Regions from separate parts of the Homo sapiens genome. Here region 1 is linked to region 2. The links are chromatin loops, found by intact Hi-C in ENCODE. Cell type or tissue: HCT116. All regions are shown on one strand.

Evidence for each region. Peaks named below come from ENCODE experiments on the same cell type or tissue, not always from the same donor. Only the 100,000 strongest peaks of a DNase experiment are listed, where the experiment ranks them.
Region 1: it touches region 2 in a loop (11-fold over the local background); 50 of 110 quality-filtered maps call a loop at or near these places.

What each region holds. Positions count from the first base shown.
Region 1 is chr10:100,560,600-100,563,099 of GRCh38, forward strand. No RefSeq gene overlaps it. Among named protein-coding and RNA genes, the nearest start is that of HIF1AN, 26 kb to the left of the region's middle. RefSeq lists enhancers at 1,310-1,948, 1,707-1,786, 1,897-1,946, 1,949-2,500. In HCT116, a CTCF peak has its summit at 1,549; a DNase peak (open chromatin) is centred at 1,572.
Region 2 is chr10:100,742,547-100,745,046 of GRCh38, forward strand. It overlaps a transcript of PAX2 not described here. Among named protein-coding and RNA genes, the nearest start is that of PAX2, 1.8 kb to the right of the region's middle. RefSeq lists an enhancer at 2,078-2,127. In HCT116, a CTCF peak has its summit at 1,224 (motif pointing left); a DNase peak (open chromatin) is centred at 1,205; H3K4me3 peaks cover 447 bases.

The DNA of each region.
Region 1 (2,500 bases), 180 kb before region 2:
ATCACTGTCCACTGCTTGGGCAATATGGTTGCTCAGCTGAGAGATTGGCAGCCCAGATTGCTAAAGGCTTAGGAGACATGAAAGGTGAGTTTGGAAGTGTTTGGATTTTCAAAAGAAGGACAGAGGCAGAAGCCAACCACAGTTTAAGGGGGCAGCTAGTAGAGAGCTTTTTAGGCAAGGGAGGCCACTGCACATTTATAGGCAGAGAAGGTGGCAGGACAGAGAATTTAAGAGAATGAGGTCTCAGAGGAGGCATAGGATGATGGGATATGAAATAGCAAAGGCACACCCAAGGTGATCCTGAAGCTCAGAAATATTAAGTCATGCAGGAGGGGGCACCATTGGAAATATAATCCCCTAAAGTTATGAGTAAACAAATGATGGTGGGGTGTGGAGGGTAGAAAGAAGGCCTAAGCTTGATGTGGGGGCCACAGCCTGGGCAAGAGAAATTTCCAGCAAAGCCTCTGACAAATTTCTGACAAAGCCTCTCATGTTATCTAGTTGTGGCAGAAGCATCTGAACCAAATGGCTAGGAAGCTTGGTGAACAGTCAGACCCAGTGAGGGTTGATTAATGGATCCATGTCAGCCTAGACTAGAGGGAAGTCTCCAGCAGTATGCCTTAGGGCTCAGTCTGGGCCTGTGTCCTCTCTGACATTTTTATTGACAACTGACCGAAGCAGCAGGCTCATCAAGTTTGCAGGTGATAGAGCTAGGAGGGGCAGTTAATACTTTGCATGAAAGAGTCAGGATTCAAAACGATTTCAACAGGCTGGAACACTGGGCTGGAACCAACAAGATTAAACTTAACAGGGATAAATGTAGAGTCCTGCACTTAGGTTAAAACAAAATCAATGACATAAGTACCGGTTGTAGGGGTTGGCCCAGCTTGACAGCAGTTCATGAAGAAAAGACCTGGGGGGTTTAGTTGACTGCAAGCTCAATATGAGTCAACTGTGTGATGTGACTGCTAAAATCCTAACACAGCCATGAATTGCATTAACCAAACGGAGCAGCCAGATCAAGGGAGGTGTTACCCCACTGCTTTCTGAGATGGTCAGGCCACCTCTGAGCACTGGGTCCAATTCTGAGGTCTTTTCCCCTGCTAAGGTCAGTGACAAATGAGAATATTTTTGATAGGAAGCCACCATGGCAGTGGGCCTGAATACTGTCCGAGACTTGCCAGTGATTCTATGGTGCTGAAATTTCTGGAATGAAGGACAGGAGTCTAGAATCTGAACCCAGGCAAAGACTTTTATCTGGAGCATATTTCTAGGATTTAGGGGAAAATTTGGGGTCTGCATTTCCTCACTTCCTATGGCTGCCCAGAGGCATTGGCCTGTGACTCTCATCCCTGGCCTTCCTGAGGTCAGGGGATTAGCGATTAGTTAGACGGGGTCTAGGGTAGAGGTCAGCCTGAGGGGGCGGCTATAAAACGAGTCATTGAGGTGGGAGGGAACCTGGAAATTGGGACCTCACGCACCATATTTCCCGCGCTCTCCCCTGGGACGTGCCGTCCCTGCTGCAGTCGCAGCGTGGCGCCCTCGCTCCACGCAGGGATCCTGAGCCAATGGCGGAAGCGGAGTGCGCGGCGAGGTCGCAGTTGCGTTTCTCGCACTCCCCACTGCGGGGAGCCCGTGGGCCCCGCACTGCAGGGAAGCTGCCGGCCCAGGTCTCCTGGGTGGCAAGAAGACGCCTGTGGTGTGGAAGAACCTCGCCCGCAGCCCAGCACGTGTAGAATCCAGATGTGGCTTCTGCTGGAGCCACGTGTTCCGGCCTGAGCGACGTCGCACGTGGCCTCCTGGCCGCAGAGCCCATGGCGCGGGGGGCCACTCTTCTGACGCAAGGGTCTGTGGGGCCGCGCAAGAGCCTGGGGCCCCCGACCTTCCGCCGACTGGCCGTGGGCTGGCCGCAGCCCAGCTCGGCTCTGTCTCGAGTTCCTTCGCTGTTCAAAGCAGAGTGGCGGCCACGTTCGGGGGCACTGGGGCGAGGGGTCGGGCGTCGGACGGGGCCCTGGGTCTGTACCGTTTCGGGCTCGCCGGAGGGGCTGCAGGCAGGGCGGGTTTCGGGTTCCACCGCCAGAATAATTCGGCAGTTCTGGATGGGGCCCAGGAATTTGTATTTGTGACCAGTTTCCCAGGTGAGTCTGAGGTCCGTGGTCCTCTGACCTCGTTTAGGGATGAGATCTAGTCCTCAGAGCCCGGGGCGGGGCTGCCGAGGACACCGGCTTGCTCTTCAGGCAGCTCTGGCCCGGGTGGCGGGAGGAGGCGGCCGGGGCTGGGATCCGGGCGCACCCTGGAAGCTCCAGATGGGCGTTGGAGACCTAGGGCGAGATGAACCGAGGACCGTCCATGTGTGTGGGTGCCGCTCAGGAGCGGGGAGGTGGGGGTGTGGGTGGACGGGCGTGTTGAGGGTGATGGATTGCTGCAGGGAGTGGACTCAGCCTACTGGGAGGAGTGGGAGAGGGGAAAGAACTGGAGGAACGGCGGAGTCCGTTGGCCT
Region 2 (2,500 bases):
GCAGATCAGATGCACAGAGGCGGCTAATGAAGCAAATCCCGAGATGGGTATCAGAGCAACTCCCCAAAAGTTTATTTGCCTTTAAATTTCCGCAGGGAGGCGGGCTCCTTGTTTGAAGTGTAAATGCCCCTAGGTTGGGGGGTGGAAGGGCCGCTTTGAAAACACCAGAGAGAAAAGGTTCATTTAGAGGCGGACGGGAAAAGCAACCAACCCTGACAGGTCGGAGCCCGGGTAGTGTTTGGGGTTGGGTTGTTTTCTTTCTTTCTCTTTCTTTTCCCCTTTCCTCTTCTTTCTTCCTTTTTTTTTTTTTTTTTTTTTTTTTTTTTTTTTTTTTTTGCTTTCTTGCTTCCCCCCACCCCTCTACTAGACTGTATAGAAGAAAGAGAACAGAAAAGGGGGAGTCAGAGGAGCGGCCAGTGACTGGATGAAGGCCAGCCCTTCATCCTGGAGCCCCAGGAGAAGGCAGAGCTTTGGAGAAAAGGGGTTCCTAATCTCCAGGGAGCATTACTCTTTGACTCTCTAGACCCAGGAATGGGCTGGAGCTAATGGGGAAGCGGCCAGGAGCCGGCCTGGCGGAAGAGTGAGTGTCCAGCTAGTGCAGTGCTGGGGAGACGATCCCAGGAGCAGGGGGGACTCTCAGGGGCTACCTGGGAATGGGACTATCAGAAGGGTCTTTACTCCTCAGAAGGTGCATGTGAAGGACAGGTGTGTGAGGACAACTTCCAGCACACTTGGCGCATTAAGTCCCCTTCTCTACAAAATGGAAAATCCTTCTCGCCCAACATGTGAAAATGCTTGTTGTGGGCACCCACATTTCATGGTACTTGTAACATAGGGACATGTCTAGCTGGTTCTAGAAAAATCTGTGTCTGTGTGGAAGGGGGGGGGTTTACTCACAGCTTTCTTCCTTCAATAGTTCACACACCCCGAGACAAATTCCTGGATGACCAACTTGGAGAGACCTGGGGCAAAGGTTACTTTAGTTCTGAGCTCCTCTAAATAAGGACCCTTTCTCAACGTTCCTTTCACCCCAGTTCTGGGTTAATTACTTCCCAGAGGGGAAAGCCAAGGCTGTGCTAGCTAATACCACCTGAGATCCCTTGCACTCTGGCCTGGGAGCTGTTACTTTTCGGCTGCCCGAACTGTTTTCCTTCTTCGGTCCCTACACGAAGTTAGTGCGTGTTCGTGGGGTTGTGAGGCCAAAGCAAACCCGGGAGCGCCATCTGCAGGCCTCAAGAGGAAGAGACTGACCTTAGAGGCTAGGCCCTGCGTCTTCAACCTCTAGCCCAAGGGAACCAACCTGCCTAGCCACCCAAGGGAAGTGGGATAGGGGCTGGGAGGGGCAGGCGGTGAGGAGTGTTTTCCTCCCAGACTTTACCCCGCAGGTGGATTAAGCTTATTGGGCTCTGGAGGATACAGGAGGGAGGGCAAATGCCAGGATCCCAGCGGACCCAGGCCCCACAGGAGTGAGAGGCTCAGAACCTCGTCCCGCTGAGCCTGGCCTGAGCTCCTCCTGAGGAATAAGGGCATCCCAAAAACCCGGGTACAAGACGCCCAGTAGTAGTAGTTAGGCTGAGTCAGGCAGGTGCATCTCTCCCCATGGTATCTGCCGCCCAGGCTCCGGCCAGAGGGAGGGGAGCGCGAGTCCGCCGCGCTTCCGCGGGGCGCCCGGAGCTGCAGACGGGGGCTGGAGGAATCTCGGATTCGGGCTGCAAGAGCGCTGCGCAAGCTTCGCCGAGCCGCCCTTTCGCAGACCCAGGGAAGCGGGGGGAGGGAGCGAAGGAGGGAGAGAGAGTTAAAACATCAGCTGAAGTGCCAAGATGATTTATGAGACGAGGGAAAATATTTCATGAAGATCTCCCGGATATTCTGTACTTAACCAGTTAGGAGACAAAGGGCTTCTTCTGCCTGGTGCGTGCGAGCGGACCCCAGCGAGCAAGGGAGCTAGTGCCAGAGAGAGCTGCGGAGGCTCCGGCAGGAGTGGGGACGTCCCCGTGGTTGCGCCTCCTGCGCTCGCCCCGGATCCACCGAGCTAGCAGCGGGCGGCGCTCAGCCGCGTCCGCAGCCTCCTCTTCTCCCCAGCCGGGGAGAGCCAGCCTCGTCTCCCACATCCTCTGCCGCCAGCGACCTGCAGCTCCGCACTGTTTCCCTCCCCTGTACCCCCTTCCCAGTCACCCGAGGGTTCAGAAACCAAGTCCCCCGGCTCTCCCGCCATCCGCTGGGTCCCACCGAGGCAGGTGGGTACTCGCCGGAGGTCTTCAGCTCGATTCTGAACCAAGCGTTCTGGACTGCCCAGACCCGGTGGGCAAGGGGACTGGGGAGGCCCTGCGCACAGTCGCGTGGAACGGGAGGGGACAAGACAAACTGCTGGACACTTTTCCGTGGAATGAGAAGTGGGGGGTGCGTGGGTGGGAAGGTACCTCCGGAGGGAAAGGCCAAAGGGAAGGACCAGAAAGAGAGGAAGGAAGAGCCGGGAAGGAACGGAAGGGAACTCAGAGCC